2 separate regions of the Homo sapiens genome follow, and region 2 is linked to region 1. The links are chromatin loops, found by intact Hi-C in ENCODE. Cell type or tissue: mammary epithelial cell. All regions are shown on one strand. Links, peaks and the distances in the headings refer to the core of each region. The heading gives the core; the rest is flanking DNA.

Region 1 (8,523 bases), core at 290-8,289:
GAGAGATTTACCTATATAACATGTCTGTCAACTGTCCCTCTGCTCTTAGATCCATCGCTGCTGTGCCTTTTATGGCAGATAATTACGTATCCCAGACTCCCTTGCCCTTCAGCTTCCAGCTCAGTTTGGCCAATGAGAGGCACTGGTAGAAGATTGGAGAGCAGGGGGAAGAGAGAAGTCAGAACATTTCACCTCCCTCACTCTCAGTTTCCTAAGGCATCTCTGGCAGTAGAGACATTCCAGATCCCACAAGACAACCTCTCCTTCTGTGGCCACAGCTCTCTGGGGAGCTCTCACCATGGTTTAAGCTCACCCTAGATGGCTCCAGCCCCTGAATTCCATAAAGCCATCCCTGTATCCCTTGAGACTTTAAGGTGGTAGCAGCTTCCCACTGTTGCTAATCTCTGGATTGCCTCATCATTCTCTGTTTGACTTTTTCTCCCTTCCAGTTTGTGTGTAACCAATTCCCTGAATTAACTTGAAAGACTTGGAGAAGTTTTTCTTTTCCTGTCTGGATCCTGATTGATGCACATACATTGTACCCATAAAACATACATATATATGTACATATTCTTGGAAATATACAAACAAAACATGACTGCATATCTCTTTGTAGAATCAAAAAGTTAAACATGGAGCTCGTTTATGGCTTTTGGTGTTGGTTTCCCTCTGTGGGTCTTTTCAGAAAAGAACCAACACCTCCAGTGTTGTGGCTTGCCACTGGAAGTGACACTCAGGTCACCCTCTGATCCCACAAGTGAGAACAGTGCCCTGTATAAAAGGCCACAGTTAATTTTTATTGCACATACGTGTGGAGAGATACCTGCTTGGCCTCCATGTGAGAGCCATAACTCTCTTAAATTGATGTGTCAGCAAACTAAAACTCAATATTTTTTTTCACACAGTATATTTTACAGTCAGAGGCCCTTCCCTAATCGGAATAAAGCAATTTGGCTCCCTGTCATTGCTCACTGAAAACATATGAGCTGGTTGGCATTTCTAGCAGCCCAGATTTATCAGGGTCTCTGATCTGGTGCACGAGAGGTTCAGGGCTGTGGCATGGACAAAAGTGGATTTTTTATGATAGCATTGTGCTGCATCTCTGCATGGGTAGATTTATCCCTTCATTTCAGAAATATTTCTACTGTCTTTAGTCCCAAATCTACTTCAGTTTGAAAAGATTACACACAGTTTGCATGAGGGTTTGGGGTCATTCTGTACCTTGAAAGCTTGAATTTCTATCCTATAAAAAAATTCCCTGAATTGCCCTCTTCAGCACTATGGATTCTGGAAGTTAGAGCTCTGAAATACTAAGTCTCCTGCATGTCAGCTGTCAGCTGCATTAGAATGGGCCAAAGACAGGATTTTTGGAGCCTGAGGGCCAAGGTCTCATCCACCAAGTCTTGTAAATCTGTATCAGAACAGAGCCAACATTCATACAAGTGTGGCTGTGCCATACCTCCCTAAGTTTACATTCCCCTGAGGGCAATGACTGAAGGGTAAGGGAGAATGAAAAACCCTCTCCCTTGCCTGGGGTCACCACAGAATATGAGGTGATTTGCACACCAGCGCTTCCCTGTGGGATCAGGCTGAGGCTGGGACTTTCCTTGACATAAAACCCTTTTTTGGCTTCCTTCCCTTCTCTATCCTGCTTCTCGCACTTCCTTACTGTCCTCCTTGGGAAGCATTTCATTACTAAATCACTCAAACCTGAATCTTCATCACAGGTCTGTTTTCTAGGAACTCAATCTAAGACAGCGTGTTGAAAGTTTCTTATTTCAATCACGTATTGGATGCTACAACATTCCTTCCATGTGGTTATCAAGCATCTGCTTACTTACTTCTAGAGAAGGGCACTCACCACCACCAAGGATAGAAAACCCATGGTGCAGGCAACTCCATACAGCAGAGAATTATTGGACACATAAGCTGGGAGCAGCCTTGGAGGTCATCCAGACCAGTCTCAATTTTGATATGAGAATGTTGTTGATACCCTTTCCTATGTTCCCTTAGCACACTTGATTTCCTAGAAGTCTCGGACAAACTTTGGCATGCAGACAGCTTTCCACTTCAAGAGTTTGCCCTTCACTTCTGACATCACTCTCCAGAATCATGAGCACAACCCAGAAATGTGGGTAAGCTGATGCCCAAGGGGAAATCTTGAATGAATGGGGAATAGGAGTTGGTGCGCAAATGCCCCAGCCTTCCCATCCTCCAGGGAAGCTGACTCAGAGGTGTGATCCACATGTTGTTTCACCTGGCTCCACACAGCATTGAATGTTAATTGCCTTCAGCATAACCAGCTCATTAACACACATTTATTACCTTTCCTCCCCTCTATCACTCTCCTTGTTCCCTTACTTGCAGTTCTTGAGACCACCTTGCAAATAAATGACCTATACCCAATCTTCATCTCAGCATCTGTTTTGAGGGAATTCAAACTAAGACAGGAGCCCAGAGAAGCTAAAGGATTTCTGTTCCTTTTCCCTGGGGAGGCTACTCTTCCCACTAAATGAACTTCTTTTCTGAAGATCCACTGAACTGGCAGAGTCCATTCAATGAGACATCTTGAGCCTCAGCCCCTGAAGCTCCACGCCAAGGCTCTCAACATGATTCTATTCCATGTGCATTCATTCTGTTGAATAAACCACAGTTCAGCTTTGTTCAGTAATGCTTTACTTGAAACTTTCCTTAATATATTATATTTTATAACTCATTTGCATAAACACATAGTATTGTATTTATGTTTATAGTATACATATTTTCTTAGGACACATTTTCTATGCCATAATTGGATTGCTGTGCTTGTTTATGTTACTTGTATTACTAATTAGGGAACAAGTCAGGCCTCCTGATCCCCAAGTCCACACACATTAACCCACTGTGGCCACTGACAGCCCTACTAGGCTCCTCTAAAAGCTCAACAGAGAGACTTTCCAGCAAAGTTCCTCTGCTTAATGACATATGACTTTGACCTCAATCCCCCATGCACCCCTGTGAGGAACCCCTGGATCTAGTGAGCAAAGGTGAATCATGGCAAGCCACAGGATTCCATTGCTCCTCTGGCCTAAGGCCCAGACTGAAGTATGTCCATGCATCATCTTTTTCTCTGCCCCATCCAGTTCCTGCCAGGGTTCCTTCAATGTGGGAAGGGCCACTCCTATGACATCAGCCATAGGGGAGAATTCTCAAAAGGTTGCTTTCCGAGGGAAGATAAAAAAACAAAACAAAACAAAACAAAAACCATTATGCATATACAAAACCCTTTAACCTCCTGGCTAGGCACAGTCAAAGATCACCTACCCACTCCTGGGCCCAATAATATCCTTGACCTTGACCCATTTCTACCAGTCCTCCTCCTCCCCAGAGCAGAGGGAGGAGAGAGAAGCCTTGAGCTCCCCCTAGAGGTTACATGTTTCCACTTACTGTTTCTTTATCAAGTGTTGGGAGTTTGTGAAGAATAAAGATACTTATCTATTGAAGAACAGACTTATGTAGGGGCTACATATTGGTAATACACATTATATATACTTCATAATTTCATATCTGAGCCAAGCATGATTAAAAACAAAGTATGAACTATATACTCTGTGCAATGCTTAGAAAAACAATTGTCAAGAGTCTCTCAGTAAATACTATCACAGTCTCACTCTTGAATAACAAAACTATGTTATTATATGTGTGATTATAAATTGGAAATATGTAATATGGGTGACTACTTAAGAAAGAACTAAAGAACATTATTGTGAATCCTGTCTCCTGCTACTAGGGATAAATGTAAATTGGGTGAGGTCATGATTACTCAGGCCCCATTTTGAGTTCAAGATGAATAAACACAGACAGATGAGGACTGTAATACTCCCTGTGGCCACCACAAGGCTAACAAAATACCTCTATGCAAGCAATATAACTACAGAAACAAACCTGGCACACTTACATTATATTTTTCTAGGTACCTGGTAATCTTTATGACCGATATGGCCTTGCACACTTACATTATTTTTTTCTAGGTACCTCGTAATCTTTATGACCGATATGGCCTATAACACTGTCCAATCTGAGTGTAGAAGTCTGAACTTCAAGCTCCAGCTCAACCACTAAATAGCTGATAAACCTCATGAAAGTTTCTTAACGTCTCTGAACCAGAAATTCCTTAATGGTGATGTGAAGCTAATGGTAATGGCTCTATGTCTTATAAGATGCCTGTTGAGTATCACATGCAAGAAGGTATAGAACTGGCAATCATGACCCATTTGTGCTCATCAATGAATAGGCCATTTCTACAGAGGGGTGACAATAGGTATATAGATGTGAAGGCTGGTTTGAGGTGTAAGGGGAAGGGGCATGGCCATAGGACATGTTTTCCTTCACTTAGCTTGAGATTTTTTTGAGGAAATTATAATATAGGCTTCCATAGATATATAGATAACAGGTAGGCTTCCATAGATATATAGATAACAGATGATAGGTAGCATTAGAGTGTAAGATCCATATGGATATGAATTTGCTTCTTTTGATCACGAATATAAATATGCACTTAACACAGAGCAGTTAATTAACAAGTATTTGTTAAATTAATTGATTTGCTATTTCTTATGTACTAATTGATTTGCTATTTCTTATGTACTAATTGATTTGCTATTTCTTATGTACTTGTCTTTCCAGTTCCTACAGCTGGGAAGACAATCCCCAAAAGGGAGCCCTTGTGTTTTTTAAAAGAGAAGTGAAGGCAGCCTGTGTAAAACTTGTGCCAGGTGCTGTCTGAACAAGTGTTCGTTTGTGGGCTCAGGGTGGTGCCCAAGTCTTAGAACTTAGAACAAAGAAGAGAACTCAGAGCAGAGAAACTTCAGCAGGACATTTTTTTTTTTTTTTTTTTTGCATTGCTGGAGTGGAGGGTGAGGTTTCAGACACAGAGCACGGGAATGTCCAGGGTAAGATGGGGACTCAGAATGAGTGAACTTGGTGAAGCTAAGTGGGTCTCCATCAAGTCCATCATCAGTACACACTCTGGGTGCCCTATTATAAAGGTCTTGAGAAAAGAAGTGCCTGGGTCAACCTAGCCCCAAACCAAGTAGATGCTAGAGCCTGCGGATTCTCTACTCAGAAAGAGTCTCCTGAAATCGGGATGATCTACTCAGAAGAACACTGGAGAAAGGGAAGCAGCCTGACACTATGAAATTTTTACTGCAGATCAACAAGGGGGCTGGAGAAATGGTTCTCATTTCCTGACACCTGATTGGAGGGGGTTCAAGGGTCATGGGAGGAGAGGAAGTAGAGATGGCAGGTTTAGACAAAAGCAGTTTTACTATAAAGATGGGGAGGAGAATGGATGGTGGCTGGAGAGATGTGTGCACCAGGGAGGTTTCTAAAGTATTTTTTAATGGCAGGTATTACAGCATGTTTTTATGCTGATGGAAATGATCCAGTGAAGAGAGAAAAACGGAAGAAGCAGGAGAGAGAAGAGATAACTGCAAGACCCAGGCCTTGAATAAGCAATAGAGGATGGGATCCAGTTCACACCTAGTGGGGCTAACCTGGCATATAATAACACAAAGTTCATCCATTTTATTAGGAGGAAAAGCAGAGTTTGTGAGTATAGATTTGGGTAGGTAGGCAGATGGTGTGGTGGAAAGGAAGCAAGTTCTCTGCTTCCATCTTAGGGAAGTAAGGAAGAAGGTCATCAGCTGAGAAGAAGGAAGGGGGAGGAATTGTTGGAGGTTAGAGTAAAGGTGAAAAAGTATGAAATAGTCATCTCAGAGAATGAGGAGAGAGAATTGACTGGGGAAATGCGATAAGATTGCTTGGCTGCACTGAGGTCCCACTAGAGGTCTGCCATCATAAATTTCAAGTGAGACCGGTCAGAAATGGTTGAGTGTTTTTCACCAGCTTGCTTAACAAGGGCAAGCAAAATAATGGAGTTGAGAGAATGTACAAGGAATTGACAATATGTGCAAGAAGTGGTTATGGGAATGGGCTGTGGACTCTAAGGTGAAATAGGAGAATAAGGAGAGAGTAAAGGAGGTAAGATGCAGTGAAAAGTTGGTGCAATGGCGGGACTGGGGACCTAAAGGGGCCCAAGATTGATTGGCTTCAGAACACTAGAGAAAGAGAGCTGGGATGATATGAGGTGGGAATATGGGAAGCTGGAAACTAAGGCTTGGGAATGGAGCAGTTTTGTTAATGCCACCTTGGCAATAGGTAGCTGAGATGGAGATGATAAAGACCACAGAAAGTGAGGATGTCAAGGCAATGAGAGGTCACAATGTTGGAAGGTCTCTCTAGGTGTTTGTTGAAATGACAAAGAGTTAAGAAATTTGTAGTGGTGGAGAGAAAGATAGTGTTCCTGGTGATAAAATCTTCAGTGAAAAGCAGTGATGGTGTGTGTCTGATAGAAGATGATTGCAATAGGGAGATTGTGGCAGCCACAAGAATGCCCTTCTCAGACCTCTTACTGGCAGGAGTGTAACTGACCTGTGGCTGCACTCTGAAATCCATTATCACATTGAAGCCACACCCTCCACCAGCTGCTCTCAGCCATGAGTGAGCACAGCAGGGACACTAGGGCAGGCGCCTCAATGGGAGATGCAGGATTCCTCTGATCTGCCCCTTTGGCCCAAGGACTCCTCATTAGTTTTGCCAAAACTTTCTTAGACATGCACTGAAGTCAGACTTTCCCAGTTACCCTTCCTTCTACAGAATTAGACCTGCATCATGTGTGAAGGCTCTCTCTGCTTCCTCCAGCTCCCTCTCCATTTTTCCCCCCAACAGGTAGTTTCTCTAGTAAATCTCTTGCATGTCTAATCTTGTCTTAGTGTCAACTTTTCAGATGACCTGAGCTAGCAGAGAGAGGATATGGGGAGTGTATTGGTCCATTTTGTGTTGCCATAAAGGAATACCTGATACTGGATAATTTATAGAGAAAAGAGATGTATTTGGCTCATGGTTCTGCAGGCTGTATAAGCATGGTGCCAGCATCTTGGCTTCTGGTGAGGCTTCAGGGAGATTACAATCATGTCAGAAGGTGATGGAGAGCCAGCATATCACATGGTGAGGGGAAGCTAGACAGAGAGAGAAAAGGTGAGGTGCCAGGCTCTTTTAAACAATCAGATCTCACATGAACTCACACAGAGAAAACTCACTCATTATCGTGATGACAGCACCAAATCATTCATGAAAGATCCACCCTCATGACTCAAACAACTCCCACTAGGTCCACCTCCAATGTGACATTGGAGGTCACATTTCAGCCTCCAAACCATATAACAGAATGTGGTCTGTAAGAATTGCTTCCAGGGATCTGGGTGCTTTAGGGATAAAGGAGGGACAAAATAATCTGCAAGGAAAATCTTCATCCCTTCTCCAAGCCCAGGATTCATGGGGTTTGGGTGTGACAGGGTGGTAAGAAAATACCACTTCTTCTAAGGGCTGAATGGGAGGTAATGTCTCCAGGATTCAGACAGAATTCAGGTAGGCAAAAAGTGAAAGGAACAGTCTGCCAATCCCTGACCCGACCACCTAGCCTGATGATACCAATGGTGCCCTGATAAGATTCTGTAACCCTAGCCCAGACTTATGGCATATGCTACAGAAGCAGTCAGACAGCATGATTCCCAGACGGTCACCCTGCATGCACAGTAAACTATCCCTCCTCCCCTGGGCTCATCTGTCTAACGAGCCCAGCCATCACCAGCCTAAGAGATTTTGCTTTTCTAATATGGGATGGAAACACTCAGTCTTTTGGCTTTAAAAGACCTGCCCTATTTCTCTTTCCTTGTACCTCATCTCCCACAGCCTAGACTCCATGCTGGATCCCGTTACCCCTTAGCAATGAAACTTCTTCACGAAGAGCTCAATGTTTGATCTTTATTTTATTTTCCTTTAAGTTTAGTGAAGAGTTTGAAAATATAAAAGTTATTATGTGGATAAAGATCACATGTTCCAGAGGGCAGAGTTGAAGTGTCCAGGTGGCTGGGGGAGGGGTGGGGGGGAGGGGCGGGTTGGAATTGGGAGCCCAAGTCAGCTTGGGGAACATTCAGACCATTTGAGAAGAGGGGTCTTAGAGAAACCTGAAGGGATAGGACAGTTGGTAGTGGCCAAGATAAATCAGGATGTGAGGCATGATGGGACAAGCCCACATGGTCTCTTGGGAGGGAGTAGATGATCAGTAGTTGCAATTGTGGGTCCGTTCTTGGGACCCATATGGATTTGTGATAGAAGGGCAAGGGGTAAGAATTCCAGGAGCCCACAGAACTCTGGGAGCCCCTCTTCAGGTCTACTTTGGGCCTTGTCAAGGCCAATGGAGGGGAAGCCCTGCCAAGAACATGCTGAACACTGCAGGCCTTGCCTATACAGTGTTCAACAAACATTTGTTAAAGATCTACTATGTCACAGACTAAACTAGATGCTAGGGACATATCAGTGAATATGACACCATCTCAACTTTCAAGGACCTTAAAAAGCAAAGAGAGCAACACAAAAAAAATAAATGCACTATAATAATAAAGTACATTATTGTAATAGTCT
Region 2 (8,523 bases), core at 303-8,302, 170 kb before region 1:
CCATGCATGTGCACGTGTGATAAAGTCTTGTGTTTGTCAGGAAGCTTCTATTGGTGTGTTACCAGACCTCCCTGGGCCAGGCCAGTTTACATGATGGTCTTCAAATATGCCTGTGTACTCGGAGTATCTTTTATTTCTAAAAGATAACTAGTAAGAGTTTGTTGAGTGACCGAAGGATTGGTGCAAAAGGGGCCTCATGAAGGATCCCTAACCTGCCTCAACCACTGCATTTCTGGTGAATAGCAATTATGTAATACAAGGAATCTCCATCTTTTAACACCAGCAAGTAAGAATATCTCACAAGTCACCTCTACTTAGCTCTCCCCCCAATTTTTCCACATGAATTATTCAGCGTATGACTGTTTCAATATGTCTGTCTTTGAAAAAAGTGCTGGATGAACTTAAAGCAGCAAGAGGAAGTGCCTGCTTTGCAAAAACGATACCCACCTGCATATTTATCTTAAAAGGAAAGCCTTTAATGCATTCACTCAGGTGAAAATATCATGGATAGCAAGGACTGACCAATGGCCATCAGGATCCATGGGGTTAATCCGGGTTTTGCCATCTGATTCCAATCCATCAGGCCTGGCTATAAATTGCTTATATGTCTGGGTGATAAAAAGCAAATACAAATTTTCAAAAAGTTTAACCTTGCATGGTATATAAAGAGAATACATAATATTCTCAAGCATAAATATGTCTCAAGACAAACTCATTGCATATACCCAGAATACATAATGGAGCTTACTGAGACATATTTTCCCCCTAGCAAGAAAAAGCCAGAAATTCTGCAGTAAACTGTGTAGTTTCTGCAACTCAGAAATGGGACCTATGCCTCTAACTCTTGATATCCTTCTAAAATGGCACGAAGTCCAGCTGAGGGAGAGGATGAAATCTGGCTGAAGCTGGAGGATGGGAGACCTGGGACTCCAGCTGGCTTCTTGGGGAGCTTGGCTAAAATCATTTCACGTGATTGATTTCCAATTTCTGCATCTGGAAATAGAGGAGGCTGATCCAGAAACTGACGGTTTCTAAGGCGGTGCTTCTCAAAATCTACTGGACAGGCAAATCCCCTGGGAATCTTGACAAAATGCAGATTCTGATTGGGTAGGTCTGGGACGGGGCTTGGAATATGGAATTCTCCTTTTCTTTTCTTTTTTTCTTTCTTTCTTTCTTTCTTTTTTTTTTTTTTTGAGACGGAGTCTTGCTCTGTCACCCAGGCTGGAGTGCCCTGGCACCATCTCAGCTCGGCTCACTGCAACCTCCGTTTCCTGGATTCAAGCGATTCTCCTGCCTCAGCCTCCCTAGTAGCTGGGATTACAGGTGCACTCCACCATGCCCAGCTAATTTTTGTATTTTTAGCAGAGATGGGGTTTTGCCATGTTGGCCATGCTGGCCTCGAACTTCTGACCTCAGGTGATCCGCCTGCCTTGGCCTCCCAAAGTGCTGGGATTACAGGTGTGAGCGGAATTCTCCATTTCTAGTATGCTGCCTGGTGATGCCGATGCTTGCTGGTCTGATCTGAGAACCACACCTTGGGTAACAGGGTTCTAGCGTTCTCCCCAGATCAGATGGACTCAGGCAGTGACTCTCACCCTTGGCTTCACATTGCAATCGCCTGGGAAGCTTTAAAAAAATGTCATTGCCCAGACCACATCTCAGGCTGATTAAATCGGAATAATCTTTGGGGATGTGACCCAGGCAAAAATATGTTTTAAAGCTCCCCAGGTGGTTCCAAGGTGTGGCCAAGGTTTAGTAGAACTGGTTGAAGGTACCACATGGCTGCACAGACTTTGATGGAGCCAGCTGTCTTGAGGTTTGTGGTATTATCACCCGTACTTGTGATAATCCAATAAATGGAGCAGATACTATTTACTGACATGGTAGTCTACACTGTGCAATGGTGTCATAGAATCATGGCCTCCTCCCTAAACAGGTGAGGATGCTAACTGAGCCTGTTTGTCCAGGAGACCAAGGCTGATGGGTTCCATGAACTTCTACAGGTAATGGGATGACAAAGTGAAACATTTTTTCTTTGTAATGCTTCTTACCAAAGGCCAGATTAGAGGTTGCCAATGCAGATGCATACAAGGGCTGGGTGGGCAGCAGAAACCATAAATCAGAGCTAAATGTTTGCATATTTAAATATACAAGTGTATCCTCTGAGAATTTCACTCTTTCACATTTCCTAAAACTCATGGCTGTCTTTTCCTTTATTTTCCTGTGTTTGACAGAGACATGAGTACAAGAAAAATGTGTATCTACTCTAAGAAATATAGTAGAGCAAGTGCAGGAGTGGAGCCAGGTTTATGTGGGACCTGAGGTTTGTACAAATTGGGGGACCTCTTTAAAAACTGCAAAATACTTTTAATTTTGGAAATTCACAAAATTTTATAACTGTGAAAAGATATTGCTATCTGTGCCTGAGGATGTGGAACAGGGTCCATATAGTGAGGGGATCTGAGGTTTAAGCTTCATTAGCTTCATGGGAAATCCACCTCTGGTACAAGTGGGAGGTAAAAGGCAACACAGGTGGAATTTTAACATACAGTACTGTACTGTGTACCTTAGACCAAAACTACAGTAAAAACAAAAACACACTGATAAAATGGCTGCAAAAGTTTAATGCAAATAATTCCATGGAACAGACGAGACCTTTAATGATGTTGAACTGTGACAGCAGCCATGAGTAAGACACAGGTGTACTAGACCCTTGATACTCAAAGTGTGGTCCACGGATCAGCAAGAGCAATAGCATCACTTGGGAGCTGGTTAGATGTGTACAATCTCAGGCCCTAGCCTAGATCTACACAGCCGGAACCTGTGCCCCTATCTGACAGGTGTGCACATTAGATGTCGAGGGAATATTGATGATGATTTCGAGAACATAAGAGAAGAAAAGAAGGAAGGTAGCTATGTGTCAGTTTATTAGTTCATTTGTTTGTTCACTCATTCATTCCTTTATGCTTTCAATCAATATGTATTCTTGGAGTGCTTCCTTTATGCCAGGAACTGTGATATGCTAGTTACATGGGATTAGGAAAGAGACTCGCAATACTCTTTTATAAGCTGGCTTTTCCAATCCCCACATTTTTCTTTCCCTATTTCCCCCAACCCCAGAAGGATATCTTTACACATGCAGCATGATGGGTAGTGCATGACATTTGGTCCAAACAGAAACTGACTTGTTGGACTGCAAACAGCTAATGGCTGTGTGTGCTGAATGCCTTAAAGAGCCTGGCACAGTATGTGGGGCTGAGGTGGTGCTGAGTGGACCTCCCTCGAAGTTCATTAAAACTAGACAACGGGAGCGACCTTTTGAGATAGGTTTTTGAGTCAAAGGGAATGACTGCCTTACAATGTCAGCCCTAGGTTTCTACCCTGGCTTTCGGCTTCTAGATAACTCCCCACTACTTAATTCTTTGCCTTGAAATGCAGAGGAATGAGGGTTAAGGGTTTGGGCTCTGGCACCTGATTGCTTGAGGTTTAGGATTGCAGTTCCACCATCCACTGGATTTGGGACTGTGGGGAAGTTAGAGCAATTCTCCATCCTCTTTGCTTTAACGTGCATGTGGTAATAATACTTAGTGGTGATGTGAGTCGCAGCGAGGTCATGCACAGAGCATAGAGAAAGTGAGCCCCATGGTAAACATGAGCTGCTGCTAGGGCCATATCAGTCACTTGCAAGTTAGTATGAGTTAGATCTTACAGGAAAGCATTGATCAGGGTGAGGGGAGAGGGGTGAAGCTATAGGGGAAGGGTCCTGAGATAGATGAAAGGGCCAACTCCCTGCCAGCAGCACACTTTAGAGAGGGGCTGGCGCAGAGAGCAGGGTGTGAGGTGCCCTTTGCAAATGTGAGGAAGAAATAGCAATGTGCAGAATTTTAAGGGCTAAAAGCTGTGCTGGTTACCTTCTGGCGAAGGCCAGCTTCTGACGCATTTGTTCCTAGCTGGCTCTGTGTTTATGCAATAAGACATCAAACTTGTGTCCTCTCATTAACCCTTTGTTTCTTCTTTGTTCCTGATTTAGAACCCCCCACACTCTGATTATTTTTAGAGCCGTGAGAAGTCAGAAGTCACTTCTGTTTACAGAGGCCTGCTGCCTTCAAAGGCACGAAGGGAGTGCTAACAGCTCTCTCCTCACCCCCTGCCCCGCCCTTTGCAATACATTCTGGGGCGCTTTGCTCAAAGGAAGAAAAATCACAAAGGAAAGCAATCTTTTCTTTCTCTTAGATGTTTACTTTCTGCATTTCTCCTGACCTGAGTGGGTTTAAAAAACATACACACACACTTTTATGCTTCCCCTGCAAAGTGGGGAGGAACCAGGCAGACTCCAACATGAGTCAGTGTTTGTGAAGCCTTTGCATTCTACCCTTCCCTCACCACCTTCTAGTTTTCCTTCTACCTTCTCCCCAGCACACCAAATTGGTAGCCTCCAAACCAAGGCCAGAGGGCCTAGAGCAGCCATCTGTATTAGGGGTACCCTTCAGTGGACAATTCCCACCAGATCCTAAGCCCCCTAGTTTGAAGAGCCATGGCCATAGTATTTCCTTATTTCCGCGCCTAGAAATTTCTGCTTTAGTACTGTAGAATGAAGGAGCTTAGAAATTCTGTAATCTAACCGCCCCATTCCCCCAATGAGGATTCCAAGGCCCAGAGAGTGGAGAGGCTTTTCCTAGGATACAAAGCATGACAGTGTCACTGTGGTTCCTGGTCCCCACAGGGCCCTTCCCCACAGGGCCTTTCCCATAGAACATAAGGTTTATAAGTATTAACCCTATATATGCAAATTATGTTGGAGGCCTTTTCCCAACGTATTTTTGTTCTTTCCCAACGTATTTTTGTTCTTTCCCATTGTTTATGGATTCCTCTGCGATGGTTTAAAAATTATGTAGTTATGCTTATATTCAATGATTAGCCTATTTCTCTTCCCCATGCAAAGGTTTTGGATTTGCACCTCTTTCCCATGCAGTGGTCTTCCACATGGTTTTAATGTTGCCTCTGAAGGGTAGTAGAATATGCCACTCACAAATATGCCACTTTGGGATATGCCACAGTGGCATATTTGGGTTATCCTCAAGGATCCCCCAGGTGTTACTAAATAAAGCTGCTTTGAGCACACAGGGAGCCAGGACAAGTAACAGGACTGATCAGGGTGTGTGAATTAATACTACTTAGAGAGAACATAGGGGCAAGTGTCTGTTCTGGTGTATGGTCAGTTACCCTAGACACTAGTGTCCAGGCTCCTCTGCCATTTTATGTTCAGAGAAGTAGTATTGCATGCTCTGCTGAAATTGTGGCCATGCTGGGTACACATCCGCATGGTTCGATGTGACCAGAAGATTCTGTCACTTCTTTTTATTGTGATGTGTTTACACAGCACCAGGGTAGGGCCCCAGAAATAATAGTCCTACAGTTCTGAGATCATCTATGTGAAAAGACACACACACACACACACACACACACACTCACACACGTGCCTTTGAGTACACAATGCTCCTGTTCACATCCGCACATACCAGCATAGAGCTCACATGGATGATGACATCGCAACTGCCACACCACTGGGTATTCTTTTCCCGCCTATCCACATGCATGTAATTTGTGCAGGGAAATCTGTCTCCTCTAGATTTGGGGATCAATGTCACAAAATGTCAGTCTCTGAAAGGGAATGTGGTAAAAAACCTGCCTGGTATGCATGGCGTTAGCTATCTGTAGAATCTTCTCCGAGCTGACCAATGTCATAGGCACCATTGCAAGTGCTTTCCATATCAGGACTCTTTTAAGCTGAGCTGTTTTCTGCTATAGTAGCTTTGTGATCTTTGGGAAGAAACTTAAATCTCTGTACCTCAGTTTTCTCACTTGTAAAATGACAGTAATCTTACCCACCTCTTGATATTGTATGTGTATGGTGGGGGATTCACATAGAATAATAAGACAGTGTGAAGACACTCAAATTACATCTGGCCAAGGAAAGGACAACAACAAATATTAGTTCTTTCTTCTCTTTCTGATGAGTTAAGAATGTTTACAAGTATGTTGCTAGGATAATATGGTGGATTCCCCACCTTACTATCTCAATAGTTAGCTATGTGACTTTGGGCATGTCACTTTATCTGTGTCTCAGTTTCATTCATTCATTCAGGCAGGCAGGCACTAAACACTTATGGAGTGTCTACTAAGGGCCAGTCATTGTTTTAGGTGCTGAGGAAACAGCAATGAACAAAACAGACACAATTTTGGCCCTCATGGAGTATATAAAGGAATCGGATGAATTATAAAACAATCAAATATATCTTTCAACAGAAAATAGGCAGTCTTCATAGAGTCTAAAATGTTAGAATGTGTCAGTCTTAATCTATCTAAAAGGGTGCTGAAGTCTGTTCAATTCTCTGTGCTATGATTCATGTTTCCAAGGTATATCTGTTAGGAATCTTTTGATTTTAAATGTCAGAAGACTCAACTCAAACCAACTTAAACCACAAGAGAATTGGCTCACATAACTGAAAAAAAAGTTGAGCAGAAATGTTGTTTTCAGGCACAGTTTGACCCAGCAGCACAAAAATCGTGCTACCAAAAACCTGGTTTCTCTTTATCTCTTTTCTCTGTATTATTCCATTTTGACTACAATTACACATGGTGGCCCCCACTTGTCCAAAGTACCTCATTATGATAACCAAATGCTACCCAGCACCAGATCTTAAAGCACGTTCACATCACACTACCCACGGGCTTTCTCAGAAGTCCCACCAAATTGCTTCTCACAGTTGACCCCAACCCTGAGTGTGGAAGGGATGTCTACCTCCACACTCCAGTATGGTTATACTGGAAAATGGGGAAGCAATCCCCCAAGGGAAAAATCAGGATCATTTTGCTTGTAAGGGTTGAGAAAAGCTGGAGAAACAACCCAAGCTGGTGTATTAGTGCATTCTCACACTGCTATAAAGACATACTGAGACTGGGTAATTTATAAAGAAAAGGCATTTAATGGGCTCATGATTCCACAGGATGTACAGGATGCATGCCTGGGGAGGCCTCAGGAAACATACAATTATGGCAGAAGGCGAATGGGAAGAAGGCACACCTACATGGCAGGAGCAGGAGGAATAGAGTGAAGGGAGAAGTGCTATACACTTTCAAACAACCAGATCTTGTGAAAACTCACTCACTATCACACTGACATGAGAACTTCAAGGGGGAAATCCACCCCCTTGATCCAATCAATCACCTCCCACCAGTTTCCTCCCCCAACATTAGCGAATACAATTCAACATGAGATTTGGGTGGGGACACAGAGCCAAACTATATTGGCTGGAATGTCCCACAGGAAGCCTAAGAACATGCCCAGATCACAAACAAAGCAGGAGAAACAAAGATGATTTTTAAAAGAAGCAATTTTATTTTTAACGTATATATTTAAAAGCATTAACTTTATCATAATGGGAAAACTCGGAACATTATTTTCATTGTAATTGTTTCATAGTTGAGCACTATTTTTATTGTGAATAGCACATGGGATTGCGTACAGCACACTATAATCTTTTCAGTGCTTGAAGGTGCCTAAAATCTTAATACAACCCTCTGGGCAATCAACAAAGTACACCTCCTCCAGCTGCAGCCATGACTTCCAGCATAGTGTTCTGTGTTCCTTGAGGGGCAGAATCACTGGAAAGGGGTAGGAATGAGTAAAGTGGTCTTTGGTTTTATCTATCTGCAGGTTCTTATGAGTTTGGTTAATGTGGGTCAGTCCTGCCAAGGCTGATGATCCCTGAGAGAACTGAAAGTGTGGATTTCTGGGCCAATCAGGATGAGGCCCAGGCCTCCACCAAGGAGATCACAGGCAGATACAGACCCTGAGAGAGCTGTCCCTCCCTCTCTCCTCAGCACTCTCTTGATGGCCACAGGACTCCTACTTAACTCAGTCAAAATGAGGCTCAATAGAAGAAAGTCTAGAAGGGAATACAACCAGCCATTAGCAATGGTTATCTTTGAGTGCAGAGATATAGTGATTTTTAGTCATTTATTCCGCAAATATCTATTGACAGCCTACATTGTATCAGACACTTTTCTAGACACCGTGACTATAGCAGAGTACAAAGCATAAATAAACCACCTGCCTTCATAGAGCTCACATTCGAGTGAAAGAAGACAGATAATAAACCAAATAAATAAGCAAAATCTATAGTATGACAGAGATAAGACTAGGAAGAAAAAGAGATCTGGGGAAATGAATGGGGAATTGGAAGAAGAGTGAGATTGCAAATTTAATTAAGTGTCCAGTGAAGACTTCACCAGGAAGGTGGCATTTGAATAAAGGCATGAAAAACACTCAGGAGTGGGCTATGTGGCTGTTTAAGGGAAGAGTGCTCCAGTCAGGGGAGAGGACCAGTGCAAAGGCCTTGAGGCAGGCTATGCCAGGCATGGTCCAGGGGCAGCAAAGAGACCAGTGCAGCTGGGACAGATCTTTGGTGGGAGCAGGAGAGTAATAGATGAAGCCAGAGGTGAGGAAGAGTGGGGGCAGAC

Evidence for each region. Hi-C counts contacts between places; a loop is a spot of excess contacts. Peaks named below come from ENCODE experiments on the same cell type or tissue, not always from the same donor. Only the 100,000 strongest peaks of a DNase experiment are listed, where the experiment ranks them.
Region 2: it touches region 1 in a loop (2.0-fold over the local background); 4 of 110 quality-filtered maps call a loop at or near these places.

Annotation. Positions count from the first base shown.
Region 1 is chrX:39,256,493-39,265,015 of GRCh38, reverse strand. The region is part of intron 2 of LOC105373175 (a long non-coding RNA gene); the gene reads left to right. Among named protein-coding and RNA genes, the nearest start is that of LINC01281, 67 kb to the left of the region's middle. In mammary epithelial cell, for the core only: CTCF peaks have their summits at 3,389 (motif pointing left) and 3,871; DNase peaks (open chromatin) are centred at 2,165, 3,085 and 3,815; H3K27ac peaks cover 888 bases.
Region 2 is chrX:39,423,196-39,431,718 of GRCh38, reverse strand. The region is part of intron 1 of LINC01283 (long intergenic non-protein coding RNA 1283); the gene reads left to right. Among named protein-coding and RNA genes, the nearest start is that of LINC01283, 7.4 kb to the left of the region's middle. In mammary epithelial cell, for the core only: no CTCF peak of the experiment used is centred there; a DNase peak (open chromatin) is centred at 3,608.